Regions from separate parts of the Homo sapiens genome. Here region 2 is linked to region 1. The links are chromatin loops, found by intact Hi-C in ENCODE. Cell type or tissue: adrenal gland. All regions are shown on one strand. Links, peaks and the distances in the headings refer to the core of each region. The heading gives the core; the rest is flanking DNA.

Region 1 (8,539 bases), core at 353-8,352:
CTCTGTGTCCCCAGGCTGGAGTGCAGTGGCATGATCTCGACTCACTGCAACCTCCACCTCCTGGGTTCAAGCAGTTCTCCTGCCTCAGCATCCTGAGTAACTGGGATTATAGGTGCCTGCCACCATGCCAGGCTAATTTTTGTAATTTCTTTTAGTAGAGACGGGGTTTAATCATACTGTCCCGGCTGGTCTCGAACTCCTGACCTCAAATGATCCACCTGCCTCGGCCTCCCAAGGTGCTGGGATTACTGGCATGAGCCACCGTGTCAGGCTGATATTGTCATTTTACAATAAAACTCTTACATTACTCTTCTTTATATATTCAAACAATATACCACAGTGTTACTATATCCATATCCACAAAATAGGAGATTTTGTATATATATTATTAGATTTATACATAAGTATTTCAATATGGGGGGTGCTAATATAATGGTAGTATGTTTTAATTTCCACTTGTTCATTGCTGGCATATAGAAAGCAAATGACTTTTGTATATTAACCTTGTATCCTGCAATGTTGCTATAATTAATTGCTTATTAGTTCCAGTGGTTATTTTGTAGATACTTTTGGATTTTCTATATAGACGATCATGTCATCAGCCAACAACAACAGTTTAATTTCATCATTACCAATCAGTATACCTTTTATTTCATTTTGTTGTCTTGTTGCATAAGCTAGGACTTCCAATACAGTGTTGGAAAGGAATAGTGAAGAGGACATCCTTGCCTTGTTCCTGATCTTAGCAACAATAATGCTTCACATTTTTCACCATTAAGTATAATATTTAGCTGTAGGTTTTTTGTAAACATTCTTTAATCAAGTTGAGGAAGTTTCCCTCTATTTCTAGTTTCCTGAGAGTTTTTATCAGGAATGAATGATGGATATTGTGAAATACTTTTTCTTTCTTTCTTTTTTTTTTTTTTTTGAGACAGACTCTCACTCTGTTGCCCAGGCTGGAGTGCAGTGGTGCAATCTCAGCTCACTGCAACCTCCGCCTCCCAGTTCAAGTGATTCTCCTGCCTCAGCCTCCTGAGTAGCTGGGAGTACAGGTGTGCACCACCACACCCAGCTAATTTTTGTTTTTTAGTAGAGATGGGGTTTCACCATGTTGGCCAGGCTAGTCTCGAACTCCTGACCTCAAGTGATTCATCCGCCTCGGCCTCCCAAAGTGCTGAGATTGCAGGTGAGAGCCACCACGCCCAGTCCTGTGAAATACTTTTTCTGTATGCACTGATATGACCATGTGATTTTTCTTCCTCCTCTTCTTCTTCTTCTCCTTTTCTGTCTTCCTTTTCTTCTTCTCCTTTTTTTTTTTTTTTTTTTTTTTTTGAGACAGAGTCTCACTCTGTCACCCAGGCTGGAGTGCAGTGGCGCGATCTCGGCTCACTGTAGCCTCTGCCTCCCAGGTTCAAGCAATTCTCCTGCCTCAGCCTCCCAAGTAGCTGGGACTACAGGCACATGCCAACATGCCCGGCTAATTTTTTGTATTTTTAGTAGAGATGGGGTTTCAACGCGTTAGCCAGGATGGTCTCCATCTCCTGACCTTGTGATCTGCCCGCCTTGGCCTCCTGAAGTGTTGGGATTACAGGCGTGAGCCACCACGCCTGGCCTTTGATTTTTCTTCTTTAGCCCGTTGATGTAATTACATATAGATTACATTAATTGAGGGTTGTTTTTTCAGGTTTTGTTTTTGTTTTTGTTTTGTTTTTAAGACAGACTCTCTCTTTGTCACCCAGGCTGGAGTGCAATGGGGCAATCTCAGCTCACTGCAACCTCTGCCTCCTGTGTTCAAGCAATTCTCCTGCCTCAGCCTCCGGAGTAGCTGGGATTACAGGTGCCCACCACCACACCCAGCTAATTTTTGTATTTTGGTAGAGATAGGGTTTGGCCATGTTGGCCTGGCTGGTCTCAAACTCCTGACCTCAGGTGATCTGCCTGCCTCAGCCTCCCAAAGTGCTGGGATTACAGGCGTGAGCCACCACGCCCAGCCAATTGTGTTTTTAATGTTGAACCAGGCTTGCATGCCTGGAATAAATCACATTTGGTCATGTATATAATTTTTTTAATGCATCATTGGGTGTGCTTTGCTAATATTTTGTTAAGGATTTTTGCATTTATTTTCATGAGAGATACTTGTCTGTAGTTTTCTTTTAAATTTATTTATTTATTTTAAATTGACAAATCGATTTGTAGTTTTCTTGTAATGTATTTGTCTGGTTTTAATATTAGGGTAATACTGGCCTCATAGAATGAGCTGTTTCTATCTTCTGGAAGATGTTTAGAAAATTGGTATAATTTTTTTCTTAAATGTTTGGTAGAATTCACTAGTGGATCCATCTGAGCCTAGTACTTTTTGTTTGAGGAGTTTATTATTTATTGATTCTGTTTCTTTAACAGATGCAAGCCTGTTTCAGATTGTCTACTTCTTGTGTGAGTTTTAACAGATTGTGTCTTTCAAGGAATTGGTCCATTTCATCTGGGTTGTCAAATCTGTGGGCATAGAGTTGTTCATAATATTCATGTATTATTCTTTTAACATCCATGGGATTTGAATTGATCTCCTCTCTTTCATTTTCAGTATTTGTAATTCATGTCTTTTCTCTTTTTTTCTTAGTTAGCTTTGCTAGAACCTTATGATTTTACTGATTTTTACAAAGAAACAGGTTTTGGTTATGTTGATTTTCACTATTGATTTCCTGTTTTCAATTCATTGATTGCTGATATAATTTTTATTATTTATTTTAATCTGATTGCTTTAAAACTGTGTATAGAATCCTAGGTTTTTGGCTTTTTCTCTTTCAACACTAAGTATTCCACTCCATTATTTTCTTGCTTACGTGATTTCTGAGAAGAAGTTGGATATAATTCTTATTTTTGCTCCCCTATAGGTAAGTGGCTTTTTTCCTCTGGCTTCTTTCAAAATTTTTTCTTCATCTTTAATTTTCTGCAGCTTGAATATTATATGTCTAGGTGTAGTTTATTTGTTTGTTTGTTTTTGGCATTATTTTGCTTGGTTATTTCTGAGCTTCCTGATCTGTGGTTTGGTGTCTGGCACTAATTTGGTGAAATTCTCAGGCATTATTGCTTCAAATGTTTCTGTTGTTCCTTTCTCTCTTTCTTCTTCAGGTATTCTCATTATGCCTATATTATACTTTTTGTAATTAGATATTCTTTCTCATTTTTTTCATGTCTTTTTTCTCTTCACTTTCAGTTTTCAAAGTTTCTGTTGACATATCCTCAAGCTCAGAGGTTCTTTTTTCTCCAGCCATTTGCAGTGTACTAATGAGTCCATCAAAAGCTTTCTTCATTTGTTAGTGGTTTTTTTCTTATCTCTATCATTTCTTTTTTATTCTTTCTTATAATTTTTATCTTTCTGTTTAAATTGTCCATCTGTTTTTGCATGTTATCTACTTTTTCCATTAGAGCTCTTAACGTATTAATCATAGTGAGAGGTGACAACGTGCTAGCAGCCCTTGCTCGCTCTCAGCACCTCCTCGGCCTTGGCATCCGCTCTGGCCATGCTTGAGGAGCTCTTCAGCCTGCCGCTGCACCGTGGGAGCCCCTCTCTGGGCTGGCCGAGGCTGGAGCCAGCTCCCTCTGCTTGCAGGGAGGTGAGCATGGAGAGTCGCGGGCGGGAACTGGGGCTGCCCACAGCACTAGCGGGCCAGCGTGAGTTCCGGGTGGGTGTGGGCTCTGAGCCCCGCAGTCAGAGTGGCCGGCTGGCGCCGCTGGCTTAGGGCAGTGAGGGGCTTAGCACCCGGGCCAGCAGCTGCGGAGGGGGCGCCGGGTCCCCCAGCACTGCCGGCCTGGGCCACACTCGAATTCTCACCAGGCCTCAGCTGCCTCTCTGCAGGGCAGGGTTCAGGACCTGCAGCCCACCATGCCCAAGCCCTGTGGCGGTGGGCTCCCACGCAGCCCCAGCCTCCCCGACGGGTGCCGCCCCCTGCTCCGCAGTGCCCAGTCCCATCAACTGTGCAAGGACTGAGGCATGCAGGTGCATGGCACGGGACTGGCAGGCATCTCCGCACCCAGCCCTGGAGCGGGATCCACTCCGCGAAGCCAGCTGTGCTCCTGAGTTGGATGGGGACTTGGAGAACTTTTATGTCTAGCCAGAGGATTGTATATGCACCAGTCAGCACTCTGTCTCAAGTTCAGGGCTCGTGGATGCACCAATCAGCACTCTGTATCTAGCTAATCTGGTGGGGACTTTGAGAAACTGTATGTCTAGCTGAAGGATTGTAAATACACCAATCAGCACTCTGTGTCTAGCTCAAGGTTTGTAAATGCACCAATCAGTGCTCTGTGTCTAGTTCATCTGGTGGGGTTTTGGAGAATTTTTACCTCTAGCTAGAGAATTGTAAATACACCAATCAGCACTCTGTGTCTAGCTCAGGGATTGTAAATGCACCAATCAGCTCCCTGTCAAAATGGACCAATCAGCTCTCTGTAAAACAGACCAATCAGCTCTCTGTAAAATGGACCAATCAGCTCTCTGTAAAATGGGCCAATCAGCAGGATGTGGGTGGGGTCAGATAAGGGAATAAAAGCAGGCTGCCGGAGCTAGCAGTGGCAATGTGCTTGGCTGCTCTTCTGTGGTGTGGAGGGTTTGTTCGTTTGCTCTTTGCAATAAATTTTGGTGCTGCCCACTGTTTTGGTCCCCATTGCCTTTATGAGCTGTAGCACCGTGAAGGTCTGCAGCTTCACTCCTGAAGCCAGCAAGACCACAAACCCACCAGAAGGAGGAAACTCTGAACACGTCTGAACATCAGAAGAAATCAACTCTGGACACACAACATTTGAGAACTGTTAACAGTCACCGCGAGGGTTCGCAGCTTCATTCTTGAAGTCAGTGAGACCAAGAGCCCACCAATTTCAGACACAATAGTAGTTTTAAATTCCGATTAGGGGAATTCCAACATCCCTGCTATGTCTGTGTCTGCTTCTGATGGTTGCACTATTTGTTCAAGCTGTGGTTTTTTTTCTTTTAATGTGCCTTCTAATTTTTTTGTTGGAAAAAAATGAGCAGTTTTGTACTGGGTAAATGGAACTGTGGTAAATAGGCCTTTAGAGCCTGGGGAACAGAGTGAGACCTATCTCTAAACAAACAAACAACAACAAAACCTTAACTAAGCATGTCTGTAGTCCCAGCTATTTGGGAGGCTCAGGCAGAAGGAGCACTTGAGCCTAGGAATTTGAGGCTACAGTGAGCTATAATTGAGCCACTGCACACCAGCTTGGGCGACAGAGTGAGACTCCGTCTTGGGGGAAAAAAAAAGATATAGATCTTTAGTAATGTAGAAGTGCGGTGTTGCAGGAGGGAGAAGTGTTCTACAGTTCTATTATTAGGTCTCAGTTTTTTGGTGAGGCTTTGGGTCTAGGCTGTGAACTTCACCAGTGCTTCTCAGCTTTTGTTTTTTCCCCTTAGGTGGGGGCAAAACCACTAGAGGAGACTGAAGTTGGGTATCTCCCTTCTCCTACAGGGAAGCTTAGAGGAAGCTGGAGTTGGTATTTCCTTTCCCCCAGGTGGGAGGCTGCAGACTGCTGGAGTTGGGTATTTCCCTTCCCTGGGGTAGGTTAGGCTCTGGCAAAATTCTTTCTCCTGAGGGTAGACCTTTTTAAAAACAACAGAATGCTTTGGCATACTGCAAAATGGTTTATTTCCCCTCCCTCTGCTAGAAGCATGAAGGGATTTTTCTCTGAGATTTACTGTGAGGATCTGGTAGAGCTCTGAGAGGTAAAAATCACAAAAGTGTTGGGGCATCTCCATAACTCAGTACCCCTGGAATGTTTTTTTTCTTTTGAGACAGGGTCTTGCTCTGTCACCCAGACTGGAGTGCAGTGACATGCTCATGGCTCACTGCAGCCTCAACCCCTTTGGGCTCAAGCGATTCTCCTGCCTTAGCCTCCTGAGGAGCTGCGACTAGTGGAGTGCACTACCAAACCCAGCTAATTTTTAAAGTTTTTAAAGAGACGGGGTCTTGCCATGTTGCCTAGCCTGGTCTTAAACTGTTGAGCTCAAGCAATCCTCCCACCTCAGCCTCCCAAAGTGTTGGGATTACAGGTGTGAGCCACCATGCCTGGCCCCTGGTGGAATTTTTAACTCTCTGAGTTGTCCACACTGTTTCTCCAAAAATTGGGGCAGTTACAGTTTAGGTTTTCCTATTCCTGTTTTCAAACCTCCTGTAGAGGCTTCTGCTCATCTGTTGCATTTCCAGTAACTTGTGACTGCCTGTATTTCCTGTCTCTCCAATTTTGGCGGCAGCAATCTGCCTAGTGGTCTCATTCCTCTAACAAATCTAAGAAGAGTTGTTCAGCTTTTGTTTGGTTTTGTTATTGTTGCTCAGCCTTTTAACCTGTTTAGATGGAGTGTTACCTTCTAAGCTCCTTACATGCTGGACCGGAAACCAAATTTCTGTCCTTCGTTTCTGAAGGACAGTTTTCCTGAATACTATTCTTGCTTGGCAGGTTTTCTTTCAGTGCTCTGAATATATCATCCCACTCCCTTCTGTCCTGTAAGGTTTCTGCTGAGAAATCTGCTGATAATTTTATAAGAGCTCCCTTGTGCTTGATGAGTCACTTTACTCTTGCTGCCTTCAGAGTCTCTCTTTGACTTTTGACAGTTTATTATGTGTCTCAGGGATGGCTTCTTTGGATCATATATTGTATCCCATAAGTCCCTTAGGCTTTCTTAACTTTTCTTCATCTTTTCTTTTGTTTCCCCTGACTCAGTAATTTCAAATAACCTGTCTCAAATTTCCTGATTGTTTCTTCTGCTCAATTAGATCTGTTATGATCCCTTCTAGTGAATTGTTCAATTCAGTTATTGTTTTTTTCAACTCCAGAATTTCCATTTGGTCTTTTTCTTAACAGATTCTTTTTTTTCTTTTTAGAGACAGGGTCTCACTCTATTGCCCAGGCTGGTCTCAAACACCTGGGCTCATGTAATCCTCCTGCCTCAGCCTCCCAGAGTGCTGGAATTTCAGGCCTGAGCCACTGCACCCGGCCTCTGCGTCTTTGTTGGTATTCTGGTTTTTATGGGTCACTTCCTGGTTTCATTTGTGTATCTGATTCTCTTGTAGCCCACTGAGCCTCTTTAAGATGATTATTTTGAATTCGTTGTCAGGTAATTCATAGATCTCTGTTTCTTTAGGGTTCCATTTCTGATACATAGTTGGTCCTCTGGACCATGTTTCCCACTATCATCATATGTCTTGTTATTTTTTGCAAGAGTTTGTGGATTTGAAAAAATGACCATGTCTTCCAGTTTTAATGGATTGGCTTCATAAAGGGGAAAACCTTAAACATTCAGCTCAACTAACAGTTTGGGGGAGTGGTCTCTCAAACCTTTTCTGGAGATACGTATTCTTGGGCTTGTGCCTGTGATTTCCCAATTCGAGAGGTTTGCTGGTGTCTTTTCAGAAGCTTGTGGTCTCTTGCTCTCTCTGGTGTCTGTCTACAGTACTGCAAGTTCTCAGGGTCTACAACAAGCTGTTGATGTCTCTTGTTCTCAGCAGTCCCCAGGGGATGTGTATGTATGTATGTATATATATATATGTGTGTGTGTGTGTGTGTGTGTGTATGTGTATATATGTGTATATATATGTGTATATATGTATATATATGTGTATATATGTATATATGTGTATATATGTGTATATATACACATATACATATACACATATATGTATATATATACGTGTGTGTATATATATATATATATATAATTTTTTTTTTAACTTTATCAGCACTCAGTGTCAGGCAAGACAGAAACCGGTCCCTCAGGGAGCCCCCTGAAAAGCCTGAATGTTGGACGCACATTCTACTCTTCTGTTTCACTCTCAAGGTAGAAGCTTCAAGTTGGGCATTTACTCCTGAAAGCACCAAGCTGTACTGGCTTTGGGAAAGGGCTATTGTAGGTTAAATGAAAATGTTTCTTCTTACCCATTTTAATATAGCTGTTCTTGACTTTGAACTTGCCTCAGGCACTAGTTTCTAGAATTCTCATAAAAGCTTTTTGGACCATATATTAAGTCAGTGTCTATGGAGGAACAAGGTCTGAGATGTCCTATTATGCTGTATTACTGATGTTACTCCTCTCAGGAAGATTAGTTTTTGAAAAGAGTACATGCAGAAAGTAAAGATCGGGATTTGGACATCGATTCCCTTAAAGCTAAATATGTTCACATATTCCTTGGAAATTTTTTTGGACATCCACAGGTATGAATACCCAGTTTGAAGATAACCTTTTTGGAGGATTCAAATTAGTATTCTTTTGGCTGCCTTTGGGATTTTGTTTCCTAAGTCTGCCTTGAATGTGCTCTCAAAATACCTACTTCCTATACTGGATCTCTTCCACCCCCAAGCTGGGCACCTGGGTCAGAGGATGTGTCTGGCAGGCTTTGAATGGTATAATGGTTAATTTTATGTGTCAACTTGACTGGGTTAAGGAAGACCCAAATGGCTAGTAAAACATTATTTCTGGGTATGTTTTTAGAGTATTCCCAGAGATTAGCATTTGGGTCAGCGTACTGAGTAA
Region 2 (8,539 bases), core at 368-8,367, 140 kb before region 1:
ACGCACTCACCCATACACCGCGCTTGTAGCATGTGCACCCTCATGCACACTTGTGGTCACTCACACTCACTCAGCTCAATGGCACTCAGGCTCTGATTCAGGGCCTCCTGTTGCCTTCTTCCTTGCCCCTCAACTGGCATTTAAGGTCTTCTGCAGCCTCACCTCTGACCTCCTCACCTTCGTCATCTTTTGGAGGTCATAGCATTGTGATTAGGAACCCAGGCAGCCTGATGCAGTTTTGGGTACCTCATTTATAAGCTACGTGACTGTAAGCAAGTTACTAACTTCTCTGGCCCTCTGTTTCCTTTCCTGTAGAATGGGAATGATAATAGTACACTCTGTCAATTGAGGAAAATAACGAGTCGAGTCTCAATCATTTTAGGAGATTGATTAGCCAAAGTTAAGGACACACCTGGGAGACAGCTTTACGCCTTTCTTCAAAGATGATTTTCAGGGCTCCCAATTTAAAGGGGAAAGGGTGGGATATTGAGAAGTACACAGTTTTCCTGTAAGTGAATCTGCATCTTTTTTAGGTAAGATGACATAAACAAAGGGGCAGAGGAAAAATGGGAGGAATCTGCATTTTACATAAGATAACACAGACACAATGGGGTAGGGGAACAATCAGATATGCATTTACGTCTGGTGGGCTGGGGTGACTGCCTTGTAAAGATAAGCTACCAATATGCATTGCCATTGTGAAGTTTTAACAGCTCACTAGGAATTTCCTTGTGGGCAAAATATGGGTACCTTTTCATCTGGTAGCTGGGATTACAGGCGCCTGCAGCCACACCCGGCTAATTTTTGTGTTTTTAGTAGAGACAGAGTTTCACCATGTTGGCCAGGCTGGTCTCGAACTCCTGACTTTAGGTGATCTGCCCACCTCGGCCTCCCAAAGTGCTGGGATTACAGGCTTGAGCCACTGTGCCTGGCCAGCCATCTTACTTAGGAACTAAAAGTGGGAGGCAGGTTTGCATGATCCAGTTCCCAGCTTGACTTTTCCCTTCGACTAAATGCATCTGGGGTCCCAAAATTTAATTTCTTTTCACAATGCCTAGGGTTGTTGTGTGGCTTAAAAGAAATTCAGTACTTAATCACTGAGAACAGCATCTGGCGCACTCAATAAATGCCAGCTGCTTTCTCTTGCCCTTCCTTTTCATACCATTTGCCTCAGCCACAACAAAATCATTCAATTTCCTAGACATGCTAAGCTGCTACATGCTTCCAACCCTTTTCATATACTGCTCCCTCTACTTGGAGCACCTCTTCCCATTTCCTCCTCCCTGCTATACACCTAGTGAGCTCTTATTCACCTTTTTTTTTTTTCTTTTCGAGAAGGAGTCTTGCTCTGTTGCCCAGTCTGCAGTGCAGTGACGCGATCTCGGCTCACTGCAAGCTCCACCTCCCGGGTTCACGCCTTTCTCCTGCCTCAGCCTCCCGAGTAGCTGGGACTACAGGCACCCGCCACCACGACCAGCTAATTTTTGTATTTTTAGTAGAGACGGGGTTTCACCTTGTTAGCCAGAATGGTCTCGATATCCTGACCTTGCGATCTGCCCGCCTCGACCTCCCAAAGTGCTGGGATTACAGATGTGAGCCACCGCCCCCAGCCCTTTTTTTTTTTTGGAGACTGAGTTTTGCTTTTGTTGCCCAGGCTGGAGTGCAATGGCACAATCTTGGCACACCGCAACCTCTGCCTCCCGGGTTCAAGCGATTCTCCTGCCTTCCTGGGTTCAAGCGATTCTCCTGCCTCAGCCTCCCGAGCAGCTGAGATTACAGGCATGTGCCACCATGCCTGGCTAATTTTTTTGTATTTTTAGTACAGACGGGGTTTCTTCATGTTGGTAAGGCTGGTCTCGAACTCCTGACCTCAGGTGATCCGCCCATCTCAGCCTCCCAAAGTGCTGGGATTACAGGCGTGAGCCACCGTGCCCGGCCTTATTCACCTTTTAAAGCTCTGCTCAGGTGGCTCTGCCCTTGGGAAGCCCTCCCCCGCCCCACCAGTAGAATTGATCACTGACTCCTTTGTGTCCCAACCCTGTCCTAAATTGTCTATTTCCCTAGCCTGTGAGCAACTCAAGGACATGGGCCTTGTAAAATTCATAGCTTGATCTGGTACCCAGTGCTGGACATGGATCATTGTGAGCATCAGTGGTATGTGGAGGAGTCAATTGTGCTACATCATGGTGAGGTATAAACAAGAAGCACTTGTGCAACTGATTGTTAACCAAATGCATATTTTATAAAGACAAACATATTTTAAGGGCACATTTTAAAACACATTGGAGTGGATTCCTAGAGTGAGTAAAGGAGTAAGGAATGAGCATGAGAATCTGGGAAGAGGGAGAAAAATTACATTAGCACGGAGGAAGGAGTGTGAGTTGCTCGACTCTATGCATTTGAAGTCCAAACAAGTAGAAACAAAAAACCACATCCGTGGAAGTGTACCATTTTAATCTCTTTTACAGTTGAGGCAATCAACTAGTTAGACAGTCGTTCTTTTGTTTAGATGTTGGTTTTACAGTCCCTACACAGCATCATTGTTGATAGTTTTCCTTAATGCAGAGAAAGTTGAATTTTCGTTTGATGTGCCATCCCCGCCCCTCTGTTGCATGCACAGAATCACGTAATGAAGCCCTGATTGGAGCCTGAGCCATGTTCTCCCTAAGAGTGGGAACTTAGAGGCTTCTCCAGGGCAGACCCCATGACTTCTATGTCCTATAGATGAATGAATGAATGAATGAATAAACGAATGAATGAATGAATGAGTGGTGAACAAGGAAGGGAAAGGAAAGAGAAAGAAAGGGAGCTAGGATGAAGAAATGGAAAAAAAAAGATTCCACGGAAATTTCAGGATAGGAGGATGCTCCCAGAACCTTCTCTTTCTTTCTTGATCCCTACCCAGGGCATGAGTACTGAGCAGGGCTAGGGGTGGGGGGCAAGAGGCTACAAACTGAACTGCTGATCTGCTCAAATCTTCCCACTCACGAGGAGTTACTTCTCTTGCGGAGAGGCAGCGATCACAAGATAGCACACTCTTAAGGATCCAAACCCCAATAGGACACTCAAACCCCCCACTTCCACTCCAGGAAGGACGCTGAAGCTGGCCCCTGTGCTAACGACAACAAAGATAGTAATAACTGATGTGCTACTTTGTACTGGATGCTTTCATCCACTTAATCCATTTTAATTCTCATATCAAGTATGCATGTTAAGAAATTATCGTCATTTTACTGGTGAGACTACTGAGTCTCAGAGAGCTTAAGAGTCTTGCTTAAAGTTATTGAACACTCAGTAGTAGCAATCACAGCAAACACTTTTTGAATACCCACTCCATGCCAGACCTTATTCAAGCACTTTGTAGGCTTAACTCATCTATCCCCACAACAGCCTCTGGGCAGCAGTCATTGTCCCTAACTCACAAATGATGAACCAAGATACAGACAGTCACACAGCTAACACATGGGAGACCTGGCGAAGGAGGTTAGACAGTCTGACTCCAGTTTACTCTCTCCACCCCCAGGCTATGCTACCTTTTGTGAAGCAGAACTGGGCAGGGTAGACCTTTTGTGAAGCAGAACTGGGCAGCCATTTGGATTGGGTTTGGGTGGGGGTAGGGTAGCTAGATCCCTTGATATTTGGGGAGCTGGCTCCCTGCCAGCCAAATGGCAGCCCATTGAGAATGAGATCGAGGACATACAGAGTCAGTTACTGGTCCTGCTGGGGCCCCATAGTCTGCCTGCCCTCTCCTCCAAAGGGCCCCTAAGCCTGGGGAGATGGGAGAGGCTGCCTCTCCCCCTTTCCCAGCCAGAGCGGTATGAGCTAATCCTGGGAGAAGACACATTAGTCGAAAAGAATCAGTTCCTGCCTGCTCTGCTGAGTCAGCAGGAAGTACAGCCCTGGCTCTGCCAGCTACGTGAGCCCCTGCACGCCGGCCACCACTGCCTCCCTGCCGCCCCAGCCCCAGCCCCAGCGCGGCCCCTGCCATCCATCAGCACACCCTCACGTGCCTCGTTCCTGCTGACCTGCCCCTAAAGCACCCTCCAGCTCAGCAATCCTGAGCCTCCCTCTCTGTCCACTTTCCCAGCAACAGACCTGTTTTTCAGCACCATCCCCACAGACCCCCAGAAAGCAGCCATCTCTGCCTGCACAGAGAATTAAACCTCACCAGGATTGCAGCAGGTGGAAAGAAGGGCTTTTGGAGAATGTGGTGAGCCTTTTTCCCCACGTCCAGCATGCTGTCAGCTCCAGAGAAGAGAGCTTGCAGTCGACTCACGGTATCTAAGGGTATCATTGCCAGAACCCGTACCGCTCTCCGTGTAATCCCCAACCTCCTGGTCATCATCTCGGCCTCTACCACCGCTACCACCACCGACTTCCCACCACCCTCCCTACTACTGCCATTATCGCTGGGAACACCACCTCTGCTGCCACTACCATCAGCCATGACTGCAAGACTACCATCAAGTTCACCATCACACTAGCACCCATGCGACTAGCACTTCCATCAATGTCACCTACTGAGACAGGCAGGTGTCACCAATACCATTAAAAACATTACTGTAACTAACACCAACACCAATACCACCATTATCACCAACACGAAGCATCATTAAAATCATTTTGACCAACAACACCTCCTTATACCAACCCCACTATAAACATTGACATAATTGTCATTTTACCATCAAAACTATAACCATTCCTTGCAACACCAACATCGTCACCCTATCTTTACCACTGTTACCCATATCGACATCATTGTGCCCCCACCATCACCATTACCACTACCGTAAGCAAGACACCACCATCATTGTCACACTACCCACCACCACCATCCTTACCATAACTGCAGTCAGCATCACCACTAAACATCACCATCAGTATCACTACCACCACAGTTATAACCGACACCAGTGTCACCATAACCACAACCAACACCACCATCACTATAACCACGATATACTTGTCACCAGTACCCCCACCACCATGAACACACCATCACCCCCAACACGGTCACCATGACCGTAGCTCTCCATTAGAATGAGAAACTGTTGCTGTTTATCTGTACCCGTTTCTATGCCAGGCCGAATGTCACAACAGTGAGAGAAAAAAGGAAAGTTCTAACTTATTGTTCTGATCATACAATGATATGCACACTTGCTTTCCCTTAATATCCCCCTTTGAACAGACATGATTGTTTCGCTAAATTGGTTCATTTAGTGATTCATAGAGGAACAGCCATGCCTGCCTGAAAAACACGGGAGTGGTCATGGGACTCATCCCCTACTGCCTGTGACATCAGTAAGCCCAGCTCCCAACACACCCTTCTCCCTCCCACCTCCCTCCAGACATTCCAGGCCACTGCAGATTTCTCTGCCCCTCCAATGTAGATTTTCTTCCCTTTGCTCTCTTAATTTTAAACTTCCCGTAGGGCAGAACAGCATGTGGAAAGAACCCATGCTTCTTCCAAGATGTGTTGCATGCTGTTTTATGACAGGGAATTGAACTGTTTCCCAGAGAACTCTGCAAACAAGTGTTTAGAACACGCCTTTGAAGGATGTTTCTTATCCTCGTGTCTATGACTTATTGTGAGGGGATTGCATGTACATGTTTAAAAGCTGACAGTCAGAGCCATGCATTCTAGACTTGGTCCTACAACTAACTGTATGTGTGGCCTTGAAAAGCTTGCTTATTTTTCCCCCACCAAGAAAAGTACGACCTTCTGACTCTGGTGCTCTAAAGACTTTTTTGAGCTGAGACACTCCTAGGATAGGTCTGAGTGCTTTTTCCAGAAGGTCCTTTTGAATGGTAAAACAGAATGTCAAGTCTGATTGGTTCCCCCATCCCATCAGACTTGGTTCCCCTGGCCAGCATGTCCTGGGATCTCTAAGGACATCTCCATGAGCCCTGAGATGATCCTGCCTGGGCAGGGTGGGGCCCAAAGGGTTAATTAAGCCAGTCAGAGCTGTGCGTGAGCAAGTGTCTCAGATGAAAGGTTGGTCCGAGAGAGAACGCCATGTGGCTGTTGTGGTTGGCAGGTCTGGGGCAGTGGGACCAGGCTAGGTCCCGAAGGAAACCACCTCCTGGTCTCACCAGAACAAAGTGGTGTTTTGCAAAAACGCCATTGTTCTTGGGCAAGTCTTTCCCATCTCAACATAAACCAGGAAGCAGTGCTTCCTTTCCTTGGGCGAGACCCCAAGGTCCCCCCCACCGTTGGGAGTGGGGGGAGAAGAACAGACTTTTTCCTGACTTGAATGATCTTCTGCAAAGCTCAGCTGAAGAGCAGCAGCCCCTACCTGGCTATATCCAAGGGGGTGTGTGTGTCTTCCCTACACAGGGAGAAAGAAACAGAGGGGGGTCACCGAGTCCTGTTTCCTGTCTCCAAACAGGACTCTGTACCTAAGCCAGACTGTGAGCGACATGTCACTGCCCATCCATCTCCCCTCACCACTGTGCCACTCAGGCTTTCTCTGTTGCCCAAGCATGGCGGTTGTGTTTCTGCCTATAGCCTGTGTGTGGCTGCTCCCTCTGCCTGGAACTCCCTTCTGCCCTTCACATGTGGGCTCCTTCTCATCATCGTGGTCTCTCTCCTAACTCAGTGAAGTACTGTTTAATTCCTTGTTCAGTGTCTGTCCTTCCTGACATTCTGTGAGCTCCCCAAGAGCAAGGGCCAGGACCTGGGTCAGCGCTGCTCATTGCTGCATCTCCAGCACCTGGCACAGGACAGCCTCCCATGCGTGTGACTGTACCTGCGTGTGCTCCCCACCCCACTCCCAACCCCACTCCCCCTAAAGAAAACAGATCCAGGCTGGGCGGGGTGGCTTACACTTGTAATCCCAGCACTTTGGGAGGCCAAGGCGGGTGGATCACGAGAGGTCAGGAGTTCGAGACCAGCCTGGCCAACATGATGAAACCCTGTCTCTACTAAAAATACAAAAATTAGTCAGGTGTGGTGGTGCGCACCTGTAATCCCAGAGACTTGGGAGGCTGAGGCAGGAGAATCCCTTGAACCCGGGAGGCGGAGGTTTCAGTGAGCGGAGATTTTGCCACTGCACTTCAACCTGGGCAACAGAGCGAGACTCCGTCTCAAAAAAAAAAAAAAAAAAAACAAGAAGGAAAGAAATCAGATTCAGCCTCAAAGGCAAGGAAGCCATTTCCCTTGTCAACCCTAGAAGACCAGAGCAGTCTCAGACCTTCAGAGCATCCCATCCAACCACTCCATTTTCCTGAAGGGGAAACTGAGGCTTAGAACCAGAAAGGTTCTGGTCCAAGCCCCATGGGTGGTCAATGGAAAAGCTGAGCTCGACTCTGGGACTCCTGGTGCCAGTGCTGCTGGACAAGGCCTGTCACCTAGTTTCCAAGCTTAGGCACAGCCTTGCTCTAAATCTCTCACCTCTTCAGATACAAGACCCGGCACATTCAGGCTCCCACCACTTAGGAAATTCCAGCATTCACCCAACCCACTTCCCAGAGAACTGACTCACTGTAGACCCAAGGAGAGAAATTCCTCCCATGGCTTTGCCTAGCTGAGGAGATCAGAGTCCCTTCTTACCATCATCTCAGTGCTTCCCATTGATCACTTTTTCCTATCCCTTAGATACTAAGAGGGGCATCCTTATGGGCCAAGGAAGCCATAGGTACAGGTTTCTATCCCTTTAAGCTCCTTTTTTTTTCCTTTTGTATAGTCAGCACGTCTACCTTTGTTTCTACAACTTTTGCTTAAGTCAGGAAGGCTCATTCGCTTAAATATTTGTGGATGAATAAATGGAGAAGGGCCGGGCGTGGTGGCTCACGCCTGTAATCCCAGCCTTTTGGGAGGCTAAGGCAGGTGGATTACATGAGGTCGGGAGTTCGAGACTAGCCTGACCAACATGGAGAAACCCTGTCTCTACTAAAAATACGAAATTAGCGGGTGTGGTGGCACATGCCTGTAATCCCAGCTACTCAGGAGGCTGAGGCAGGAGAATCACTTGAACCTGGAAGGCGGAGGTTGCGGTGAGCCAAGATTGTGCAACTGTACTCCAGCCTGGGCAATAAGAGTGAAACTCTGTCTCAATAAATAAATAAATAAATAAATAAATAAATAAATAAATATGGAGAAGGGGTGGTAATACCTCCTCATGGGGGCTGCTGGGAGGATTACACGAGACAGCACCCCTAGTGCAAGTAGATGCTGGATCAATGCCAGATCCCTTTGAAAAGTGTAAAGTGCTCCGCATATATGAGATACCATTACATTCCAAGCAACGGGTGTTTACAGATTGCTTCATTTACAAATGGGTTTTTAGGGATTCTGTGGAAAGAAGGTGAAGCCTCTTTTAAGAATTGTTTCCTGGTCAGGCGTGGTGGCTCACACCTGTAATCCCCGCACTTTGGGAGGCTGAGGTGGGTGGATCACAAGGCCAGGAGATCAAGACCAGCCTGGCCAATATGGTGAAACCCCATCTCTACTAAAAATACAAAAATTAGCCTGGTGTGGTGGCAGGTGCCTGTAGTCCCAGCTACTCGGGAGGCTGAGGCAGGAGAATTTCTTGAA

The links. Peaks named below come from ENCODE experiments on the same cell type or tissue, not always from the same donor. Only the 100,000 strongest peaks of a DNase experiment are listed, where the experiment ranks them.
Region 2: it touches region 1 in a loop (4-fold over the local background); 8 of 110 quality-filtered maps call a loop at or near these places.

Annotation. Positions count from the first base shown.
Region 1 is chr1:42,912,454-42,920,992 of GRCh38, reverse strand. No RefSeq gene overlaps it. Among named protein-coding and RNA genes, the nearest start is that of SLC2A1, 42 kb to the left of the region's middle. In adrenal gland, for the core only: a CTCF peak has its summit at 7,454; no DNase peak of the experiment used is centred there.
Region 2 is chr1:43,054,071-43,062,609 of GRCh38, reverse strand. No RefSeq gene overlaps it. Among named protein-coding and RNA genes, the nearest start is that of CFAP144, 90 kb to the left of the region's middle. RefSeq lists an enhancer at 3,943-4,478. In adrenal gland, for the core only: no CTCF peak of the experiment used is centred there; DNase peaks (open chromatin) are centred at 3,649 and 4,091; H3K27ac peaks cover 1,588 bases; H3K27me3 peaks cover 515 bases.